2 separate regions of the Homo sapiens genome follow, and region 1 is linked to region 2. Evidence: chromatin loops called from intact Hi-C (ENCODE). Cell type or tissue: heart right ventricle. All regions are shown on one strand. Each heading gives the region's core, and the rest is flanking DNA. Links, peaks and the distances in the headings are about the cores only. Region 1 has its middle 90 kb from the start of SYNDIG1. Region 2 overlaps LOC105372577 (a long non-coding RNA gene).

Region 1 (12,541 bases), core at 2,769-10,768, 74 kb after region 2:
ACTCTACCTACAGGAACAATGGGGATACAGATGGTCAGAGTCTAATGCTGCCTGACTTTTGGTTGCAAGGAATTGGGTCAAAGTACAGCCTGATTAGTGCGTGATTCTAACTCTATTGCTGTCCAGAACTCTTGTTAACCCTGTGCAGACAGTTTCACATCCAATCAGTGTTCTGTATTCAGTTAAGATATGTTGAATAAAATATTAGGACTGAAATCATGAACATACAACAGAATACAACTCAGCAATAAAAAGGAATGAATGGTGAACACACACAACAAACTTCTGAGATAAATCTCAGAAGCCAGAGCTTGGGCTGCACCCCTAGAATGGAGGTCCTCTCCCTCCAGAGGTGAGGGGCTGAATAAGAGGAACCAGTAATATCTCAAGCGCCACAGACTCACTGTTCTTATCTCATTTTAGAAGATTTTCCTGAATAAAGGAGTCTTGGCTGTATGCCCTTGGGACAATCTCCAGAGACTTTGAATAGTAAACTATTAGATGGTCTTTACTAGCTGTGGTTGTTTCACAGGGAAGCAGTTCCATGGGACTGGTTATGCTGCCATTCTGGAAGCATCTCTTCTTTGCTAGCATTTACCTGTTTCTTCCCAAAGACCCATGCATCTGTATCTAGAGCAATGACTATGTTTTCCTCAGTGTTGCATGGTAAGACGTGTCTGTGCTGCTGTGTACCACTGAAGCTCATCCATATTGACATCCCAATGTGTGAACACCCCACAGTCTACTCAACAGCTCTCCTGAGAGTGGGAATTTTCCAGCCTCCTGGCTCCTGCTCCAGTCAACAGTGCTTTTTTGTAATTCTTATACATGGGCATCCTTATCTTGGTCCTAATGTGCAAGTGTATTCCTTTCACATTCCACATTCCCCCATTTAGAATGATAATGTTCACTTTAGTTTTTTCTTCTAATAGATACTTATTAGATTGAAATTTTACATTCTATTTCCACTTTTAAGAGCTTCTTATTGTGAATAAATATTGAAATGATCATTTTAAAAATAACTTTTAGCATGCTAAATTACTTTGTACAAGTTTTCTAACATTAAATCTTCCTTTCATACCTAGGTTAAACTCAATTTCTTCTTCATAAACCGTTAGGCCCGATTTGCTGATATTATGCTTTGAATTTTTGCCTCTGTATTCATGAAAAAAGATCTACATCATAAAGACATGAAAGAATTGAAAGGAAAAGTGAAATTTTACCTAGGTCAGGGACGGTAGGTCAAGGTTGCTAATGCTGTTGTTCACGTTCTATATTCTTGCTAATTAGGTTGTCTGCTTGACCTAGAATTAACGTAAAGAGATTCATCAAAATCTCACAGAATAATGGTGGATTTATCCTTGAAGTTCTACAATGTTTTTATACTTCTTAAGGCTACTTTATTAAGCATATACATATTTACAATTATTAAGCCTTTCTGATGAATTAAATTATTTGTCATTAGGTTTTGGCCCTCTCTACCTTTAAAAGTGTGTTCCATCTGGTTTTGAGGTAGTTATTCCAGTTATTCTTGGTTAGTAATAGCTTGCTATGACTTATCCTATTTTCTTGCTTTCAATTTTCTTTCCAAAATTGTGTTCTGGGTGTGCTACTTGCAAACCAAAATTACACTTTATTGTCTAATTTGAAAATTGTTGTCATTTTCACGGGTGAGTTTGGTCAAATTATATTTATTGTAATTATCGCTTCATTTGTACCCATTTTTCCAATCTTAGAAGGGAAGATCTGACACAGCATAATGCTAGGGGTAAAGCACAGGACAGAGGCATTCTTAAGACACCTTAATTTATTTGGAATATAGATGATAGTTACCATTATTTTTATTTTCCAGTCATCATTGTTTTAAAAATTTCCGAATGCATACAAATTTAATCATTTTTGTTGCCCATGCTAGAGCTGGGTACAGGTGAAGGGAAGTCACAGGTCAGGAACGTTCTGGGTCAACAGTTGAAGCAAAGTGAGATGTATTCAGACTCTGTGCTTGGAAAACAGGGTCTATGATGCAAGCATGATTTTAAAAAGTCTGGAATTGTTTACCCACGTGCCTTAACAGTTTTTTTTTTTTTCACTTAGAATTGAATTAGAAAAGAAAAATGGGATACACTCAGGACTTTTCCACCTGGAGATTCTGGGTGCCCTCAAATGGAGTGAAGATACTGAAAGTTATTTAAATACACAACGCATTCACCACCATCATACATTGTAGACTACCCAAGATGCCTGGTTTTGTAGCTTTTTTGCTAGAATTATGTCAACTCAACTCAGACTTGTAGAAATGGTTATGTCTTTATGATCATAAATTGGTAATATAGATGCTATGATTTTTTAAAATACAGAAACATATTTGAATCTAAATGGGAAAAAATATAATGAGAAACAGGATATTTGCATATTCTCAGTGTATCACTCCAGAAGATGTATATTAATTACAACGGAGAAAATAATATCTTTACAGGGAAAAAACCTGGAAGGCACCTCTGAATCAAGGGATCCAGGTGAACACAGGGCATTAACATGGCGTTGGCATATCTACATCCATCCAGACATGAACTGGGAGGGCCACCACAGCATTTCTGTGGGATTTTTGACAAAAGCACATAACCTAATCAGAATATTTTGCATAAAAGTAAATCCATCAATTCTTTTGTTTTATTTTTAAGTAAACTTTTGCATCACATTGTATCATAAAAAGAGGAAGCAAAATGCACGCAGCTGGATAAAGTTCTAAGTGGTATAATCTTACCCAGATGAAGATGTGGAACATTTCCAACATCCCACAGCCCTCCCCCAATGCCCCTCTGACCAATCACCCCCCTTTCCAAGTGTAGCCACTACCCTGGGTTCTCTCCTCAGAGGTTCATTTTGTACCTCTTTGGCTTCATACAAATGGAATCATACACAACACACTTTTTGTGCCTGCTCCTTTTCATTAATTTTTTCTCTGTCACATTGATTCATATTGTGACATTTGGCAGTAATGTGTTTTGTTAGTGTTATGTAGTATTTCCCTGTAAAAATATGACAGTTGTATCCATTCTCTTATTGATAGCCATTTGAGTTGTTTCCAATTTCTTGTTATTATAAAAATGCCACTATAAACATCCTTGTACATGTCTCTGGTGAAAACATGTACATATTTCTGGAATGGAACTGCTGAGTCATAGACTATGTGTGTGTTCTGTTTCCACAGACATTCTCAAGCATACTTCCAAGTGGTTTCACAAATTTAAATTTACATTAGGAGTGTAGCAGAATTTGCTTCACATCCTTTTCAACAGTTGGTTGAAATAATTACCATCGTGGTCATCAGGAAAATGTAAATGTGTATGCATGTATATATTATATCTACAAATATATTTACATCTCATACATATGTGTGCATATTTGCATTTCCTTGTTGGTCAGTGTGGCAGTGTACCTCTTCACATGCTAATCGGCCACTCGGATGGTCTTTTAGGAAGGACTTCTTCAAGGCTTCTGCCCAATTTTATGTTCAGTGGTCTGTCTATATGTTAATAATTTTTGTCCATAATTTGGACATTAAACATCTGTCAAATACATATATATATTTCACATATATGTTTGTGTATATATATATTTGCATGTATATATTTGCGTGTATATAAAAGTGTGTATAATATATGTGTGTATATTTGTGTATGTATATATTTCTGTGTAAATAAATGTGTGTATATCTGTATATATATTTGTGTGTATATAAATGTGTATATGTGTGTGCATATATTTGAATGTGCATATATGTGTGTGTATATAAATGTGCATATATATGTGTGTATATATATGTTTGTGTATGTATATATGTGTGGGTGTGTGTATATATGTGTGAGTGTATATATATTGTGTGTATACTTGTGTGTGTATATATATGTGTGTGTATAATATATTTCTGAGTATATCTATATTCGTGTGTGATATGGTTTGGCTGTGTCCCCATTAAAATCTCAACTTGAATTGTATCTCCCAGAATTCCCATATGTTGTGGGAGGGATGCAATGGGAGGTAATTGAATCATGGGTGCTGGTCTTTCTTGTGCTATTCTCGTGATAGTGAATAAGTCTCATGAGATCTGATGGGTTTATCAGGGGTTTCTGCTTTTGCTTCTTCCTCATTTTTCTCTTGTTGCTGCCATGTAAGAAATGCCTTTCACCTCCCACCATAATTCTGAGGCCTCCGCAGCCATGTGGAACTATAAGTCTAATTAAACCTCTTTTTCTTCCCAGTCGCAGGTATGTCCTTATCAGCAGTGTGAAAACAGACTAATATATTCTGTGTATATAAATGTGTTATGTGTGTATGTGTGCATATATTTGTGTGTATATATATGTGTGGATGTGTGTATATATATATAGTGTGTATATTTGTGTGGACATATATACTTGTGTGTGTATATAAATGTATTTGTGTGTGTATATGTATGCATATGTATATATGTGTGTGCATATATTTGTGTGTATATATATTTGTGTGTTATATGTGGGGGTATGTGTGTGTATATATAGTGAGTATATTTGTTTGTACATATATATTAGTGTGTGTAAATATGTGTGTGTATATTTGAATATATAACTTGTGTGTATGTAAAGTGTATATATATATTTGTGTGTATATATGTGTGGGTGTGTATATATGAGTGTATATATAGTGTGTGTATATGTATGGGCATATATTTGTGTGTACATATGTGTGGGTGTGTGTATATGTGTGTGTGTATGTATAGTGTGTGTATTTGTGTGTATATTTGTGTATATATATTTGTGTGCATATATGTGGGTGTGTGTATATATACAGTGTTTATATTTGTACATATATATTTGTGTGTGTATATGTGTGTGTATATATGTGTGTATATTTGTGTGTATAGAAATGTGTGTGTATATGTGTGGGTGTGCGTGTATGTATATATATATATATATAGCATGTATATTTGTGGGTATATATATCTATGTGTGTGTAGTATATTTGTGTGTATATGTGTGTGTGTGTATGTGTGTGTGCATGTGCATTTGAACTGACAACTCCCCGGCCCAGCAGCAAGGCCCCTATGCAGACCTCCCCATCGCACAAGCAGTCCTGTGTTTGCAGATTACCCCCAGTTGCCCTGAGCTCTGAGCTCCATGTGCCGCCAGCTGCTCACAGGCAGACAGCTAAATGATGAGACTGGAGTCCCATCCCAACTCTGGTGCCATCTGATCCCACATTATTATTCTAATTCTGGGTTAATTTTGGTGCCTGACTTTTTAAATTATTATTATTGTCCTAATTATTTCCTTGAGAGTTCAACTCTTTACTGCTTGACTTTTATAAAGAAATTATATTCAGCCTCAAATTATAGCATTTGTAAATAAATGAATTTTAACTTAATATATGTGAGCTACAATTAGTCACATTTTCCAGAGGAACCTATGCCAAATATCTGTTTTATAGGAATATTGTGTCACGAATTTCTCTCCTAATTATGGTTCTGTCTCTCTCTTAACCATTTCCCACCCCACTTTCTAGCTGTCTTTCCACCACCTTCCTCCCCTTCTTTTCTTCACAGCGTGTAATCTCACTTCAAGGTCTGTCACTTCTCCTTTCTCAGAAGCCTCTCTGAGTTTTACAGCCTCTCCTTACCTCCCCGCCTCTCCCTGGACCTCTCCCTCTGTCCAACACCATTCTCCTGGACTCAGTTACTTCCCTTCTTGCCTCTTGCCAAACTCTCTGCTATTTTTCTTTTGCCAGCATATTCTTAGCCTATTTTCTGCCCCCAAATTATACATTCTCTCTCATTCCCTCTTGATATCTTGACCTGAGTTTAACTTCCATTTTACGGGTGATGAAAGTGAACTGAATGTTAAGTGCTTTAGAGGTGACTCATTGTTTTGGCTAAAGTAGCTTTTGGTCCAGACATTAACATGTATGATAAAGACTTTCTGGGGATTCATCCCAACATTCCCACTCATCAGAAAAGCTGGGCTGTGGGATGCTGGAGACAAGCCGCAGCTCAGCAGAAGGCAAAGACAAGGCTGCCGGGCTGTGGAATCCATGCCCTGGGAGTGGCTGCTGGGCAGGCTTCCATGCAGCTCTGGTGAAACAACACATAGAGACTGTGTGGCTCCAGCTCCCCTCGGTCCCCTGAGGATGCACTGACCTGCTGCAAATAAAATGACATCCTCCAAGCCCAATTTAAGATTACAGCTTCCAAACCCATCCTGAAATTTCTCCAGATGTCCTTCTTATTCATTTGCCCTCCTGCTCCAGGGAACATCATTTTGGTTCCAGGACTTGAACTATTCATTGAGCACAGGCAACCAAAGCAAACATGGACAAATGGGATCACATCAAGTTACAAAGCTTCTGCACAGCAAAGGAAGCAGTCAACAAAGTGAAGAGACAACCCACAGAATAGGAGAAAAAATTTTGCAGACCACCCATCTGACAAGGTATTAATAACCAGAATATAGAAGGAGCTCAAACAACTCCACAGGAAAAAACCTAATAATCTGATCATAAAATGGCAAAATATCTGAATATATATTTCTCAGGAGAAGACATACAAATGGCAAACAGGCATTTGAGAAGGCACTCAACATCATTGATAAACAGAGAAATGCAAATCAAAACTACAATGAGGTATTATCTCCCTCCAGTTAAAATGGCCTCTATCCAAAAGACAGGCAATAACAAATGCTGATGAGGATGTGAAGAAAAGTGAACCCTTGTACGCTATTGGTGGGAATGTAAATTAGTACAATCACTATGGAGGACAGTTTGGAGACTCCTCAAAAAACTGCAAATAGAGCCACCATATGATCCAGCAATCCCACTGGTAGGTGTATGCCCAAAAGAAATTGAAGGTGTAAGCTTGGACCATGCACCTGACTTAGACCTTGGCATCAGCCTTCATCATTCTTTGTTTTCTGCCCCAGATTCATTCTACAACTTTTTCTGCCACGCTGTGTGCTCGAGGAGGATACATGCAGACCACGAGGCTAACTCCAGACTTGCAGGTTTCTGGTTAGGTCTGACCAATAGGCACCAGAAGAGCACTGGAGAGCAAGAGTAGAGAGAAACCAGGTGTTTCTTCCTGAATACTTCCCCGTCCCAGTACCTTGTCCTGATGGTGACTGTGTCATCTGCACATGCAGCTCCCACTGGATGACCTTTTCCACAGCTCACAGCTCACCAGGCTACAGTAAACTTCTCTCACTTTCTGTTCACGAGGCCTTAAGGACAGTAACATAACCTCCTGTCGCTGCTGGCTGCAGGTGCTTAACCACACCTGATTTTCTTCCATAACGCTGTTCCTTACCTCTAAATGGTCCTTTCACTAAAGTCTCTTCATTTAAACCAACTGGGCGAACTCTGTATTGTTCCCTAAACCTTTCCAGCTTCCTGCTACCATCACACCTAACTTTCTATGGGAAGAAGCCCACTGTGCATTAGGCTGTAGCCCTGGGGGGCCACTCACGTCAGGTCCCTTGCATTAATTCCTCTCCATCTGGCAGTGAAAGAAGTGAGAAAGAGGTGCTCTCTTCTTGACCTAAGAAACATGGAATCTTGGGTACTTCAGGTAAGGGTAGCTCTCTATCTGCAACTTCCAATTCAATTTGGACTTTAGATCCCATCTCACTGATTTAGCTGGAAACACATCTCATTAAGTCTTAGAGTGTTACCAATGGGAATTCATCGTGTTTCCAAGCTCTTGAGCTACAAAGTAGCAGGAAGAGGTGTGTGGGGTGAGAAACTCAGGCATCCTTATCCACCTGCTCAGGCTTCCACGGAAGGCCGCTGCCCCTGCCTTTGGGATAGATTTATGTCCATGGCCACAGCAGAGTGAGAGAATCTGTGAGGTACCTCATGTCCCAGATGCATCTTTCTGGGGCCAAGCTACCTCCTAGCTTGCTACAGAGAATCCAGCAATCTTCTCCACTGCTCTAAGTTGGAGAGACCTCCCTTGACTCCTGGACAGCTCTCACTCCCCTATCAGCCTAGGAAAATCTCCTCTCTGTCTCTAGTATCAGAGAAGTTCCTTGCACCCTTGTTTCTCCCAGGACCCTTGGCTTCTGCCACAAAATTTCTGTCCATCTCCCTCTTTCACATTTCTTGTGAAATCTTCCAGGAGCTCAGGGTGTAGACACGAAAGCCAGGAAATCTCTTAAGCTTTGTTCTTTCTACCCCCACCTTCATCCTCTGATGCACTGCATGTTTGAATGGGTGGAAGGAGGAGCATACGTTTAGGAGGAAATTCTGGAAGTAAAGCACCTCAAAAGATTGCCAAGCCCCATGAGATAGAAACCAAAGCTGCCAGGTGGTTCCCAGTGCCTGGAAAATGAAGAAGCAGAGGCTCCATGCTGGGTCATGACTTCTGTTTCAGCTGTTCCCTGCTTCTGATTTTCACGGGGGCTGATTGCCTGCTTTCCCTAAGCTGTTTCAAACTTCTGCAGATTATCGGGATTTTCTGAGCGTATGGCTTACCAAGACAAGCGTCTGGTTGAGCAAAGAATCACACAGTATGTCATCCTCTGCACCTTCTTTTAAAAATATTTTCAGTCACCTGCCTGAGAGTTTTTCTTAAAAATAATTGGGTCCATCTTTATTCCCAATCTCCCTGTTGTCCACATTGGCTGCCCACTCCATCTCCACTGGAGACAGAACCCACTGACACCCCCCCTAATGAATAAACCTGGTCCCCACTCTGAGATCCTACAAACCCACTGGCTGGGGCTAGAGGAGGCAGTCTGCAGAGCCACAGTGGTGGCCCACGTGCTGGCTCAAGCATCTGGGTGACGCAGTGGCTGTGCGGTGCTGCGATAAATTTGTATCTGACAGCACTGGATGCTGGCAGGCAGTAATAGCTCCACGCTGCCTCCAAAAAAACAATTTATGTTTCCAGTTTCGGTTCTGGTATACTCTACCCTGCCAGGTCTCCGTGTGATTTATAGATGGAGAGCTTCATACTTGTTTTTCTTAACCAAGATTATTTTGTTGTTTGCTTGCAGATGCTGTGGCATTCCAGTAGGCCTGGGACAAGATGGACTGTGTATGTCAGTCTCATTAATGTGCAGGAATGAAGGATCTGCACTCTGTAGGACAAAGCAAAGTGAGAATCATTCGTTGTGGATTTTTGATGATGGCTCCCAGCATTGTTTGAGCATCTGTGAGCAGCCTCTATCCTGACCTGTGATTTGAATGAAAGTGGGGCCAATCTGTTTTTCCCAGCTGGGCAGACTGCCAAAAAGCCTGTCAAATGACATTTCACTGTGCCTGTGTTCAACAGCTTTATAGGCTCAAGGATCTAATCTTATCAACGCTCAGAGTGTAAACCTGCCACTCAGGTACAGATGCACAGTTGCAGAGCTCACAAGATCCAGATGTATAAACAAGGAGGCCATTGAGGAACCTATAGCAAAAACTATAATCCTCAGGTTGACCAGACAGCTCACCCTGACATCTTTAGCAAATGACTTTTGTATGCACAAAAAGGATCAAAATCGTCATTTTGATCACAAAGCCTGCTCTGGAGGGCATGAAATCAGAAGAAAGCGTTGGATCATTCAAGCAGCATCAATAGCTAGAGATCTCCCATCCAGATCCTGGGCAGTTCATAGATGGATGCTTTCAACATTTGCTTCAATGACACTTGATATGATATTTACACACTGTCTTCTGACCAACACTTCTGTCTCTTAACTGATTAACACATCTTATTTAAAGCTATATTAAAACCCTAAGTCAAATTTTTCCTTGACTTGGGGTCAGTCTATATTGTCATCTCTTCAGATGATGTCGCATAAGTCTTTCCGATGTCATGTTTTTTTTTTTTTAATAGAGCTCTCTTTCCACAGCACCAGTCATCATTTCTTCCTTCATAGGGGTCGCATTATGTTGCCCAGGCTGGTCTCACACTTTTGGCCTCAAGCAATCCTCCCACCTTGACCTCCTAAAATGTTAGGATTACAGGAGTGCACCATGGCACCTGACCCAATGCCATCCATTTTGTGCTAGTTTATTCACTGACTCTCAGAGGGCATTCTTCCTTATCTACAGCATGTGGGAAGTTGAATCAATATCACCCCAAGAGACGAGTACTTAGCTGGTGGAATCCAAGGTTAGCATTGTTCTGTCTACTCTACTCTAACTATTGCTCAGGCTCTCCATTTACACTGGTGCATCAACCAGGCCCTCGCTCTCCAGCCCACCAGGCGCCCTCCTCCCCCGCTTTTTAGACAACACTGCTTTGTTCACCCTGCCAAGGAGTATTGATAGGGAGGGTCCTGCAGGGGTTGAGCCCACAAAGACTCAGGGTCACTATATTCAGGAAAACAGAGCAGGGCACTTGTGAATCCACCAGTCACTTCCTTTTTCACCCACAAGACTTGAGGATTATTAGGCAGGTACTTCTACTTCATTCCAGGCATTCTGCTAAATACTTTCACATATTGTTTAACTTCAGCCTTACAACATCCCATGGTAGCAAAAGGTCCCAAAACGAGCCCTGTTACTCGCCACAATTTAAGCCTCAGTGAGACCCACCAACTTGCCCAAATTCAAACAGTATATCAAGTAACAAAATCGGACATGGCTCAGTTGGGTGCAGTGCCCAAACTGTCACTTGGCAGCGATATCTTTGGTTGGGACCTTTCTGTTGATCTTACGACTCTTGCTGTTGCCTCAACTAAATTGGTATAGAACTGGCTTGTTTTTCTCTCAACAGTAACAAGGAAAGCCAGGTCTTCAGACGTAAAAATGTAAATAATGTGGGATCTCCAAAACCCAAAGCAAACATATGAGAAACTCATGCTGAATATTAGACAGCATGTAGTTCACAGAGCAAGTTAGACAGGGGACCTCCCCTCAGGGGACTTTTCTGCTGGGCTGGTGTTAGGGAGAGGAGGAAGGAAGGTGGGGAGTTGGTGACATTGGTGCTGATAGAAGGTCATTTCTGATTTCTGTGAGCTGGTCTTGAGCCAGAGTTCTACTGTTCTGTCTCATCCCCAAGGAAACAATGCCGAATGCAGCCTTATCTTCTATGTCATGGTGTCAGTTGATGTCTCTCCTTTATATTATCTGGGGACTTCAAAGGCCTAAGGCCATTGAGGAATGGGCTGAGGATATGGAAGAGACGTACATGCAGTGACTACCATCACAATATCCAAAATATTGGGGGTAGGATGGAAGTTATTAGGACAGAAATCTTTGTTAATGCTATAGGGATGAACGGGTTCTCCCAGAGAGAGTGTGCCTGGAGGAGAAACCAGGCCCTGTAAGGATCTGCAAACTTTAATAGCACTATAGAAAAGGAGGCTCTGAATAGGACTCTGAGAAAGAAGGCGGCCAGGGCGAGCAATGCCAGAGGCTTCCTTATGGAATGTTAGTAGGAGGAGGTGGTGAGAAGCTGAATGCAGCAGAAGATTGGGCAGAGACTGGAATTATGTCTAATGGATTCAGCAACATTGAAATCGTCAATGGTCTTAAAGCGGTCTCAGAGAAGCCATAATATTGGAGGACTGATTTCAGTGGTTTCAAGGGAGAATGGAAAGGGAGAACATGGAAACAGTATTTGGAGTGGGAGACCCTAGAACTTGTTTGTACGATGATGCAAGTGACAGTCTGGAAATGCAGCATGTGTGATTTACTCCAGAGCACAACAGCATACAGTGTATGTGTGTGTTTTGTGTGTGTGTGTGTGAGTGTGTGTGTGTGCATCTGTTTTAATCTGCACACTGGTGGTCCAAGATCCACTTGTGCAGTCCTTAATCAATTGCACTCTCTGTAGGTAGCTAGTTTGCATCTGAAAGACCCAGAGAAGACGGAGCTCACTTTTCAGTGCTTCCCATCTCAGTCTATGTGCACAGGAAGGATCATTAGTCAATACGAGGGAAGTGAGAAATCATAGTTTATTTGATGAAGCAGGATTGGTTGGAAATGCTGCACAAAGCCTGCTGCCATTGGGCACTGCACCATCTTTGCCTTGGAGGAGTTCATGCAAGGCAGCATGCAGGTCACATGGGCATCTCATGCTTGACCGCCCAAATATGTTTGCCTGTGAGGGAGAATTTCATTTGCAACTTGACTTCATTGTGAGAGGTTGTGGTGGAACTGAGCTCTCATCTTCCAATAATTTTTGAGGTTACTAAAATGTTCTCAGAAGGAACTTGGAAAGTTCCGATGGACACGCTGCACAAGGCTTGTGTGGAAGGGGATGAAGGGGACCCTGCAAAGCAAATCATAGTGAATGGGTCAGAGGGAATAGGGCACAGCATATACAGGCCTGGGGGCTCACAGGCTTTTTCCTACAACCTCATATTTCTGCTCCAGCCACATTCCCAGGAATACTGCCCCAAGGAGAGCTCACACTTCTTCCTGATGATGCACCAGTGCCAGGGCATCCCTGAGCCTTCCTGGTCCACTTTTGAATCTAAGCATTTCTGTCTCTGACCTGCCCTACCTGCTGCAGACATAGGAAAGGCCCTCCGGCCTGTCACACACAACGTTTCTGTTCCTCAGTAAGACACCA
Region 2 (12,541 bases), core at 1,559-9,558:
AAACATTTCTTTCTTTGCCGTATCACTAATAACAGCTTCCATCACTTTAAATGTTTTTGTACACACAATTTTCATCAGTTATGATTATTTTACTTAAGAAAGGGCCCATGGAACTTCTCATACACCAGTCTAAAGGTCATCTCTCTCATTTCTTTTCAAAAAAGATAATTATAGTTTTAGGCAGTTGAATCTTAAATTCATTTGGAGTTGAATTGATTTGGAGCTAAGTTATAATTAAGGCCTCTGTCACTTTTTCTCCAATAATGATAATATTGAGCAATACAGTGAATACACCTGAGTACAATGTCTAGGTCTACTTGTAACTAGCTCTGTAAATCTCCACAGGGTGTTTGTCTTTTTATTACTAGCCACCAATATATTGAATTGGAATATCACTATGTTTTCTAGGAATCTATGAAAAGTGATTCCATTATGTTTCAGTGATTTTATGATTTGAAGAAGATCCTTCTCAAATGTTGTGTCATTCATTCGTGATACACACCAAGGCCCCGTGGCCTGGTGCCATGTCTACTTATTTTCTGATGTTTGGCCTATGGGGTACAACATGCTTTACTTCATGCTGAGCTGTCTGGTGTTTGCTCAGTTCACAAAGTCTTGATAAGCCTGTGATAGACATGTTGCAAATATGATTCAGGCTGACCCATTGCAAATGAGGCATCCTCGGGTCCTGGTGTCTGATGTTAGTACACCTGCACATCCTGATGCCCCCACAGTGCCCGCCAGACGATCTGCCTGACCTGCATGTGTTCAGGAGAGCTGGGCTCCCGCTGCTCAACAGAGAGGGCATTGAGCTGGGAAGAAGAAGCAACTAATTCTGCCGTTTAAGTTCGTGGTTTTCTTTCAATCATTTCATGGCTCTGGGCCTCAGTTTCTCAATTGGAAAATGGCAACATTTGTCAATATAAATGTCACCTGTGTTTAAAGATGGATTATTTACTTTCACTGGATGAATGAGGGTTTGTGGTGGTGAGGTGGCTAAGGCAGTTGTTTAGGCTAGGAATGCCCAGTTGTCAATTCGAAGTTGATTACTTTTCTGAAATAGAAACTCTTTGATTGCTCCTATTCTCACTGGGACATTGAGTGTAAGTGTGTGCATGTTAGAAATCAGTTTTGGTTGGTTTTGTCCTTTTCTCTTTGTTTTTGTGGCAAACCCGGAAGGCACTGAGCATCAATTCTGGCTAGATGGTAGGGAACAAAAAAGTGTGTTGTGAGTGGGAGCCTCAAAACAGAAATAATGACTGTGCTCCTCATCCCAAAATCCCGAAACACTTGAAGAGGGCTTTGAAGTTCTTCAGAGAATGAAATAGGACCCCAAGGCTTTTCAAGAAGAGTCAGAGGGCACCAAGGCCACAGCTCCATGCCTGTTTCCACGCAGGAGAGGCCAGTCATCATTTCATTTAGAAGTGCTATATCACCAGAGACTAAGAAAACTTCCAGATAACCACAGAACCTCCAAAATATAGTTTTAAATAAATGAATATGTATCCTTAACAGAGTTTCCTTCTTCTGCATATAGAGTGAATAATTTAATAAAGTTGCTGACAGTGTGTGTAACCTCAGCCCTAGCTCCCAGGAGTGGCACTTCCATCCTTTTCCCATGCTGGCAGTGCAGTGAACTGAGCTGAATGGGGGAGATCATTAACAGGAAACTGGTAGCAGTTCAGGTGGTGAAGAGTCCCTTGGGCAAGGGGAGAAGAGATTGATGAAGAAGCTCCATGTCCAAACAAAATCATAAGAGAAGCCAGCCCAGTGTCAACAGGGCTGGAGAAGAGGGGTGCCCCCACGAGGGGTGTCCCCAGGCGGTAGGATAAAGTAGGAAAGCAAGGAGGGCAAGGAATGGCTTTGCATGAGAATGACACCTGGCAACTAGAGAGGCTGTTCTGACAATGACATCTGAACATAAGGAAAGGTGTTGCTGCATCCACTGCAGACCCTACTCCTCCCCAGCAGGAGGGGAAGCGGGGAGTTAATGGTACCTCTACCCATCACGGCATAAAATTACTCATGAACCCTCCTTTAGTAAAGGCAGCCATTTTAAAAATATATATAGATGCATAATAGACATGTTTATAAGGTCCATGTGATATTTTGATACAAGCATACAATGTGTAATGATCAAATCTGGGTAATTGGAAAATCCATCACCTCAAGCACCAAGCACTTCATATGAAACACACCTTTTAATACTCTTCAGAGCCACAGGAAGGTGGCATTCTTATCCCCATTTTAAAGACAAAAAATATTGAGGCTTCAAAGAGACGTAACTTGGCCAAGCGCTGAGCAGCAGTGGAATCTGAACCCGTGTCTTTCTAAGCAGAGCTCATGCTCTAATTCACGTGCCTTCCTGCCTTCTCCAGATCATTGAGGCAAAAGTTACCTGCTGGCCATCAGCTCACCGCTGCAGGCAGTGGGCGCAGAGTGGGCACTCCATGTGGCGTGGGGGCTCCACCTTTAGAGCAGGCAGTCACCTGCTACGTGGCTGCGTGCCTTTGAAGACGCTACTTAACTTTCAGGAGCATTGGCTACTTCTGTCCAAGGAGGATGACACTAAGACATCCAGCCTCACGGTGTCACTGTGGGGATTTGCAGAGATAATTACATGAAGGAAAGTGTGCTGTCTGCACAAAGCAAAAGCTCCATAAATGTCAATGTTATTATTTGCAGTATTATTGACAGTGTTGTTAATATTACATTTGCAAATCATCACTAGGGCTGGGCATGAGCTGAGGTGAGGGCTGATTTTGTGTCTGTGTGCTGAGATCTATAGACTCACTATATTAAATATGCTTTACTACTGCTTGGAGGGAAGAGTTGGTTTTCACAGAGGATGAGATTCCTTTCTCTAGATACTCAAGAAGAGGAGTGTGTGGCCAGGAGTGAGTGGAACCTGTCTCCATGTTCTGCAAATGCACTGTGCTTCGGAGCGGGTGTCTTCCTGTCCTCACCAAGGGAGTGGTGAATTCTGCCTCCTTCCTCCGGTCCGTAAGGGGTCGTGCCTTCAGCGAACTTCATGTCATCTAAATTCCTTTGACCTTTAATAAGGTCGGAGCATCCTCTATGACCTTCTTCTTCCTGAGTGTCTAGTTGCTCAACTTGTTAGGACAAGAACTGAATTTCTCCCAGAAATTTGGTATAGAGTGAACACTACATCTATGGAAGAGAAGTAAAAGGAGGAAGAGGACAAGAAGAATTCTGAGTGCGGCTGGGAGAGATGCCGGGTACCAGCTGCATAGGCATAGTGCTTTGAATTATCTTTTTCATTCCATGCTAAAATTCAATTTCCGTGATTTTACAATAAAGGAGCTTGGCTGCATGAACAACCAGCTTTACATATCAATATAGGGTCATAAATTTAGGGACCAAAATTGAGGTGAAGAGACAGACAGAGAGAAAGAGAGAGAGAGAGAAACAGTTGATCCTGACAGCACCCTGCAGCTCACCATCTTCATGATTGATGTCTCCATGGAAGTGAGCGTAGGAACCCAGTGAGGCAATGAGTGGGCTGGATTTCTGGAGCCTTTGTTGACTTAGGATGAATGTGCTTGTCAGATGCATTGCCAGCATGGGGTCAGTACCTGGGACTCAGGCCACCATGCAGGACAAAAGGCAAATCATGCCAGGAGCCCACACTCAACCAGAGCCCATCCTACCCTGGAAAGGATCTGGAGAATGTTGCCGTTCTCAGCCATAGGACCAACAACACCTACATGAACATCATGTTCAAATCTATCTAGGACCTGCCTGGTTCCAGGTAAGACATGCAAATCTGAGATTAGGGTTAATTAATGTTTTTAAAATGATTTTACCCTATATTTTCAATGAGCATTGTGAATTGTTAATGATCCTGGTCTTTATTTGAAGAAAGCCAAAGCCTAAATTTAATTTTGATTTGGAAAACTTGACTCTTGAACCCCTACTTCCAGTAGCTTCTCATCACTGGTGGAATAAAGTCCAATACCACACCATGCCTGGAATATGCTTTGTGAGCCCGACTCTGGCTACTTGGCCAACTCCACTCCTTCCCTCCCTCTCCTCTCTGCTAGTGTGTTCTGGCTGTGTGGAGAGACTGGGGATTCTGTCTTCCAGCCTTGCCTTAAATACAAATATTTCATCTCACTTCAGGGGGTTTGCAGTGGTTATCCCCTCTGCTTTGGGAGGCTTCTTGGAGAGCCTCAGCTGTGTATACTTCACTTAGGTATCTCCTCAGACATTCTTTGCAGATGGGCCCCTCGACCACTCCACCAAAATCCCACCATGTAGCCCTTGCCTCAGTTCTCCCTGGCTCTAGATTTTATTATCTGGTGGTATTGCCTGTCTCCTTGTTTGGCCCTTGTGTTGCATGAGCTGGACCCAATAAGGTCCAGATACCAAATACATTAACTGAGCTCTCCATTAGCCCCCAATCCCATCAAGGCCCTCGGTTTCAGGCTTTCTTCTGCTCCCAGTCTGGCCCTGACAGTGAATGCCCGGAGTAGAGAGGCTGGCATTGTCAGCTTCTCTGATTTCTTAGCTCCACCTCCTGTGCTAGCAGATATTCACAGCTTCAGGGTTGAAGGAGGAGGAGGAAGGAAAACCCCAATGTGACTGGTAGAGCGGTTGGCTTCCTCCCTCAAGGACGGCATTGCGGATCCCTCTGAGGCCTTCACACGGGGACCTACAACTAGATTTCCAATCATATCAGCTGTGCCTCATACAAGCCACTTATCTTTCCCTCCCTTCCTTCCTTCCTTATTCCTCTTCCTCCTCCTTCTCCTCCTTCCTTCCTTCCCTTCTTCCTTCCTTTCTTTTTTCTTTCTTGTATTATATCATTTTGTCATCTTCTGCATTCCATCCTGGGATTCCCCCAAACTTCTAAAGAATATTGTTTTGCTATTGTTGTTGTTTTAATTTGCATATATTAAGTTTCACTCTTTGTGCTATAATGATCAATGGATTTTGACAAATACATATATCATGTATCCACCATGATACCATCATACAGAATAGTTCCAGCACCCTAAAATTCCCCTGTGCTTCACCTGTTTAACCCTCTCTTCCTCCCTCTGAATCCATGGAAATCACTGATCTTTCCACTGTCTCTATAGTTTTGCCTTTCCAAAAAGTCATATACTTAGAATCATAGAGTGTATACTCTTTTCAAACTGGCTTCCTTCATTTAGCAATATCTGGTTAAGGTTCTCATATGTCTTTTCATGGCTTAATAGCTCATTTATTTGTATTACTAAATAATATTTCATTGTATGACTATATCACTTTGTTTATTCATTAATTTATCTTTGGAAGAACATCTTGGTTACTTCTCCCTTTTGGTGACTATGAATAAAGTTGCTAGAAACATTCACATTCAGATTTTTGCGTGGACATGATTTTCAAATAATCTGGGTAAATACCTAAAACTGCAATTGCTGAATCATATGGTAAGACAATCTAGCTTTGTAAGAAACTGACAAGCTTACTGCATTCCCATCAGAATGAGTGAGAGTTCTTGTTGCTCTACATTCTTATCATCAGTTGGTTTTATTGGTTTTTTAGATCTTAGCATTCCAGTAATAATAGGTATATTAGTGTCTCACTGTTGTTTTAATTTGTAATTCCCCAGTGACAAATAATGCTGGGCATCTTTCTGTGTGTTTGTCATCTGTATATCATATTTGATAAGGTACTCCATCAGGTCTTTTGCCCATTTTTAAAAATCGGGGTCTTATTGATGAATTTTACAAGCTCTTTTTATATTTGGATATAAATTCTTTATCAGATGTGTTTTTTGCAAATATTTTCTCCCAGTCTGTGGTTTGTATTTTCATTCTTTTAATTGTTTCTTTCACAGAGCAGAGACTTTTAAATTTTAATCAAGTCCAATTTATCAATTTTTCTTTCATGCATTATGTTTTCGTTTTGTATCTAAAAATTCATCACCCAATATATCACATAGACTTTCTGCTATGGTTTCTTCTGGAAGTTTTATATCTTTGCACTTTACATTTAGGTCTACAGTTGATTTTGAGTTAATGTTTGTGAAAAGTGTAAGGTCTGTGTCTAGGCTCAATTATTTTTTAATATGGATATTCAAATTTTCCAGCACTATTTTTTTAAAAAAATTCTTCTTTCTTCATTGAATTGCCTTTGCTCTTTTGCTAACGATCAGTTGAAAGTATTTGTGTGGATCTATTTCTGGGTTGTCTACTCTGTTCCATTGATCTACATGTCTATACTTTCACCAACACCATGCTATCTTGAGTACTGTAGCTCTATAGTGAGTCTTGGAATTAGGTAATGGTAATGGGAATTGGCCCTGATTTTGTTATTCTTCTTCAGTATGGCCATTCGGAGTCTTTTCACTTTCCACATACATTTTAGAATCAATTTGTCAATATCTATACAATAGCTTTCTGAGATTTTGATTGGGGTTATGTTGAATCTATAGATCAAGTTGGAAAGAATTTGCATCTTGACAATTTCAAGTCTTCCAACCTATTAATGTTGAATACCTCTCCATATATTTAGACCTTCTTTAATTTCTACCACTGGAATTTTGCAGCTTTTCCCATATAGATACTGTGACTGGGCCACTTTTGACTCCTTTCCCAGTCCTCAGGCTTCTGAAGGTCATCTCTCTTTCCTTAGTCATCTCTCTTTCCTCTTTCCCTGCAGTCCTACACCATCTCTCTTAATTCTTAGGAAATAGTTCCCTTCCCCTGCCATGGTGGAAGTCCAGTTGTCTCCCAGAGAGCCACACTTCTTGATTCAAAAGTAGGGCCATCTCCATACCCTTTCAATTTAGATTCCTCCTATGACAGTTAGAACCCATCTCTGTGCCCTGTACACTCTGGAGGATACCTATCAGATTTCTGGGTGGTCCAGTTGGTAACACAGATGGGAAACTAACTCACCTTCTCCTTCCCTTCCTGGAGTGAAGGTGAACATGCAACACATAGGATGACTCTCTCCAAAGTCATCCTATTCTTCTGCTTCTACTTCATAGCCTACATCTGGATGATGGGCTTAAACTGACAAAACAAGTTCACAATCTCTTAGGAGGTCCGCAATACACATTGCTTTAAGACACAGCATCCTTAACATCTCTTGTACTGAAGAGCAAGGATGTGGAGCCTTCAGATGAGACTAAAACAGAGTTTCAACATCCTGTTAACCTTGTCTAGTGCCTCTGTCACTGAAGGATGAGTGATCTTTCACTAAAGAATGGATACTTGAGGAAAATAACATGAAGAATGTAAATTATTGTCATAATATGACACAGAGAAGAGGCAAGTCAACTTGAAAAATTAGGGAGTAGCATAGGAAACAAACTTTAATCACAATCTTTTTGACAAGACAAATAGTAATATATAATGAAATAATAATGACATGTTCTGTTAGCTTCTAAAAGGGAGGTCCACGTAGAATTGTGGATTTCAGTCAGCATAATGCTTGAGAATGCCTGGCGGGGGAAATGGGTCATGGAAAACTTGCTTGAGAAAGTGACACCTGAACTGTGTCTTAAAGAATAAGTAGAATTTCAACAGAGGAAGGAGTAACTGACTTGGAAGCAGAAAAGAGGCAAAGGAAATAGCAAGAAGAAAAGGAAATAAAAGAGAATTAAAAATAGTGGTTCTGTCAGAGGCATTTGAACCAGAGAAACTCCATCTTGAATAGGGGCTAGGTAAAATAAGGCTGAGACCTACTGGGCTGTATTCTTAGGAGGTTAAGGCATTCTGAGTCACAGGATGAGATAGGAAGTTGGCACAAGATACAGGTCACAAAGCGCTTGCTGATAAAACAGGTTGCAGTAAACAAGCCCGGCTAAAACCCACCAAAACCAAGATGGTGAAAAAGGTGACCTTTGGTCGATCTCACTATTCATTATATATTAATCATAATGCATTAGCATGCTAAGAAACACTCCCACCAGTTACAATTTACAGATGCCATGGCAACATAAAGAAGTTACCCTGTATGGTCTAAAAAGAGGAGGAATCCTCAGTTCCTGGAATTGCTCACCCCCTTTCCCAGAAAGCTCATCAATAGTCCACCCCTTGTTTAGCATATAATCAAGAAATAACCATAAAAATGGGCAACTGGCAGCCCTTGGGGCTGCTCTGCCTATGAAGTAGCCATTCTTTATTCCTTTACTTTCTTAATAAACCTGCTTTCACTTTACTCTATGGATTCACCTTGAATTCTTTCTTGTGCGAGATCCAAGAAACCTCTCTTGGGGTCTAGATCAAGACTCCTTTCTGGTAACAGTTCTCTCCTTCGGTTTAGGGAAGAACAAGAAATTATCAGTATTTGGAATGGAGAATTTATGTATAAGAGTGATAGAAGATGAAAATTAATATTACAATGTAAAGTTAATCCATGGCCAAATGAATGAAAGTCTTGTATATCCATGTTTGGTAGTGTGGGCTTTAGTCTATAGGTGATGGGGAGTCATTAACGATGTGGAACAGAGCAGTGAGGGTATGAACCCAGAAAAAGGAAGACTTATAACTCAGTCAAATTATACACCTGGAGCAGTCACTCTGTTCCAAGCAGTGGGATGAAAACCAGAGATATATCAGAGGTGAGACAGACGGTATTTCTGGCTTGCAGAACTCTCAGGGTCAAGTTAGGATCTTTTGCTGTCAAGGGAGTAAGTGATCATGAGACTCTAGCAAAAGTATGGAGAAAAAGGGACATAGCCTGGGAATGGTTGGGGAAGAGGGTGAGTGACAGGACGTGGAACGAATCACAGACCAAGGATGACTGAAGTTTCTAGCATGAGCCAGACAGATGTCAAGATACAAGCTGCAGGAAAAATGATGGAAAGAATTAAGTAGGAAAAAGGAGCAGGTGGTGGATCTGTGATAACTAGATAAGAAGTCAACCTCAGAGTGGTGAGTCAGCCAGGGAAGAATTCATGATATATTGAACTATAGAGAGAAGGAACAAACATTATTTATATCTAAAGTGTATCTAAGGAGCAACAGAAATAAATTTAAAGAAACTTAGGGCGAAAGGCAATGAGGGATTGTCACAAAGCTCAGACTTGCACAAATGTTCCCCAGAAGCCACAGCTCACCTGCCAAATTGCCTGCTGAAATTTCCTCCACTCATCCTCACCAGCCCATCCCCCAGCCAGTCAAAATATGACCTGCAGTTTTTTAGTTTAGCCTGCAAATTCAAGGAAGGAAACAAATGATTCCAAAATCCATTTTCCACGTAAGCTAAATACAAAGTACAAGAGGCAAATATGAGTTAAGGACTTAGCCCTGAAGCTGTAATGTCTGCCTCTGCTGGGCCAACCATCTGCAGTGCCTTGAGAGTGAATGATGGCTGAGCATACCACCTCTCAAGCCAGAAAAGTCCCAAGTCTGCACAGTTGAAGTCCTCATTTCTAAAGCTCTTGAAATTTCTCTTCTGATTTGGGCTTCCGTGTCCTTGTCCCACCTCATCTCATCTAATCAGGTAGGTGGTTGGATCCACTGAGGTACAGAGGTCAGACGTCTGGCTAAAGCTGGGTTGAGAAGGGAAAAGGAAAATTGCAGAGGAAGCAGCAGGAGTGTGGGGGCCATCTCCTCTCCCCCTTTCCTCAGTTTCCCCTGGGGTAGGGTGTTCCGTGGAACAAGGAACAAGAAGAAGTTTCTACATTACCACAAAATCAGAATGAATATTGAATACAAGAAGATGGAGTAGACAGGGTCCAGATTCCAAAGCCACTATACCTTGGCATCTAGCCAGATGGCTTGGCCATTTCATTCGTCAACCATTTATGCTATAACTATGCATTACAAGCTCAATAAAAGTCTCAAGAGATGCTAAAATTTATTAATTCCTTAAACATTTACTTACTGAGCTTCCACTATAGGCCAGATGTTGTGCTAATTTTGGGGATAACATAGTAAGGAACGACTCAAACCAACAAACACCACCAATACAAGACTGCGGCCCTCTTGAGTCTACAGAAAGTCAAGGAAGCAAAACACATGCACAGGTAAGTGTAAAAACGCACAGCTGTAGTTTAAGTGCCACAAAGTAGAGGTACATGAACATTTATTCTAAGAGCAATGGGGAGCCCTATCTGTGTCCAATGCATGGGGACACAAGAAGGTATAGTATATGGGGACATTGCAGGAATGTCTCTATGGCTGGAAGTCAGAGAGTGCTGGGGGCAGAGAGATGCTGACCATGGAAGACTTCTAAGCTAAGCTAATGTATTTTTGCTTTATACCCAGGAAATTAAGAGGCATTTACTTTAAACAAGGAGTGAATATAACCATATTTGTACAACATAAAATTCATCTTGGTTGCTGAATGAAGGAGGGATTATGATCCCATAAGAAAAGAAGCAGGAGCCCAGTTGGGAGAAAATGCAATAGCTGAAGTTGTGAATGAGGATCCTGCTAAAGTCACATCAATGGGGATAGAGAAGTGGATATGCTAGAAAGACAGTGAGGAAGAGGATGGGAGGAGAGGGAAGGGGAAGGGAAGGGAGCGGAGCGGAGGGGACGGGAGAGGAGGGGAGGAGGAGCAGGTTATGGAGGGGAAGTGGGGCAGTGAGATTAGAGAGGAGGTGGTGATGGGTGAGGACATCCCTGCTTCTGGCATGGTGTCTTATGGGATGGTGAGCTTCTCTTTTAGCAAGAGAGGTGATTATGACAGAGAGAGAGAGACAGAGAATGAAGCAAAGCTGGGGGCTTCTCAAGTGTTAAAAATACCCTACATCCCACACACCTCCATTAACTCATCAGAAAACTCAAAACCCAAGACAAACTTCTGCTCCTCTCTGTAATTTGGCTGTGAGCTCCCTTTTCTGGGTCATGTATGAGTCCATGGGTATTTTAAACATGAGAAGGACAAAGGGATAAACCTTTATTTCTTTTTCCAGTCGTACTATATTGATTTCAGGTAAGTGAAATGCGGTGTCATTTTCTTGTATGTGTCTTGCAGGATGCCCATGGGTGATGGTTAGAGGAGATGATGGGTGTTGGTTGGTAATCGTGAAAGCTACACTGTGCAGGGATAGGGATGAGGACAGGAACCAAGGGTGGCATATACTGGTGCTTTTAGCTTCTTGGGACATTTGTCCGTATTTAGACAGGCTGAAAAATTTGAAATTTCCCTTGGTTAATTTTTTCAGGAAAACAAAAACAAAACAAGCTCCAATGCCACATTCAACTCTCAAATGCCATAGTCAGGTTGGACTTGTTTGGAGTCATCTCTTTTCTAGCACTCTGACATCTTTGGGATGAACTCAGCTTAGAAAACACCTTAGAAAATTCCTTTCCTCTTCTCTGGTGATTAATCAAGGGTTTTCCTTTCCAGACACTGTGTGGCTTCAGTCTCCTCCTTCCAAGTGCATAGGAATCCCCAATGTCCTCTGAGGCTTAATGCATCTTAATCAGTAAAAAGAACGATCATTAGGAATCATACCCATAAAATTGAAGCCACTTAATCAGCACCCTGATACAGTGTGCACACTTAATTACGATGATTGCCAAGACTGGATTCATTGTCATGCATGTTAACGACTTGCCTTGGTAGCTAACTGATGTCTGAGATGACTCTAGCGTAAAATGGAGAGCCAGCCAACCAGTTTCCATGGAAGGCTCCAGGTGCCAATGGACGATCCCCTTCCTCAAGAGGACCCTTGGGCATTTCTCAAAGATACTCAGGCAGCCCTGCTGAGGAAGAACAAGGATGGCCATCAGACTTTCAGAGGAGAAATTCATACCCCACGCCGTACGAGCTGTCAGACTGGAATATAGATTTCTTATTTAGAGACCGCTTTCCTCCTCTGCAAGGTGACTTCACAAGGACAACTTTCTCTGCACTTTGTGGAGTTTTCCACTAGGATTGATCTACAGCCATCGAAAACCAGAAATGTGAACTCTAAACTAAGATACCAAGCCTCTGCGGTAAACTTTACTCATAGCAAAAGGCAAGATGGGTCCAAGGCTTCAGAACAAAAAGAGAAGAGTTCCAGAGTTCCAGGCAGGAGGCTTTGTTTGGCTTCTGTCAAGACTCATACTTTGAATTTTGATTAGTAGAAAATTACAAAGTCTTGCTCAAGTCTTGTCTTCATTATATGGTAAGAGCTCTTCTCATAGAATTTTCTCCTGGATTTCTATATCAAATCTGCAAAGCTTCAAGGCAGGGAAGAATATGTTACAGGTATTGTCGCTATCTTTACACAAAGTTATGAACGAACATATTTGTTGGTTTGACATTTTACGTTTCAATCCCCCGGGTGTTTTTGAGGCAGATGTTGGAGGTCTGGACTTCAATAAACCTGGTGGTAATGCACTGGGCTGTGACTCCAGAAAGGAATTTTCTGAAGGCCAGAAGTAAACAGTGTGGGACAGCAGGCTGCTCTGCCCTCATGAAGGAGCATTGCAGGAGGCTAGCTTCTGAGTCAGCCCTCACTGCAAAACCTGGGAGCTGCCCTTCTCGTCCTGTCCATCTCAGACAAATGTAGGACATGGACTTGCCTAATTAAGCTCTGGTAGCAGACAGGCACCCCTGGCCTCTCCACTGCCATTTT

What was found. A loop is a pair of places that touch in the nucleus more often than their neighbours do. Peaks named below come from ENCODE experiments on the same cell type or tissue, not always from the same donor. Only the 100,000 strongest peaks of a DNase experiment are listed, where the experiment ranks them.
Region 1: it touches region 2 in a loop (4-fold over the local background); 4 of 110 quality-filtered maps call a loop at or near these places.

Annotation. Positions count from the first base shown.
Region 1 is chr20:24,373,713-24,386,253 of GRCh38, forward strand. No RefSeq gene overlaps it. Among named protein-coding and RNA genes, the nearest start is that of SYNDIG1, 90 kb to the right of the region's middle. In heart right ventricle, for the core only: no CTCF peak of the experiment used is centred there; a DNase peak (open chromatin) is centred at 6,092.
Region 2 is chr20:24,301,002-24,313,542 of GRCh38, forward strand. LOC105372577 (a long non-coding RNA gene) reads right to left here. Exons shown (of 3, transcript XR_001754558.2): 3 at 7,265-12,541. Among named protein-coding and RNA genes, the nearest start is that of LINC01721, 110 kb to the left of the region's middle. In heart right ventricle, for the core only: a CTCF peak has its summit at 2,586; no DNase peak of the experiment used is centred there; H3K27me3 peaks cover 422 bases.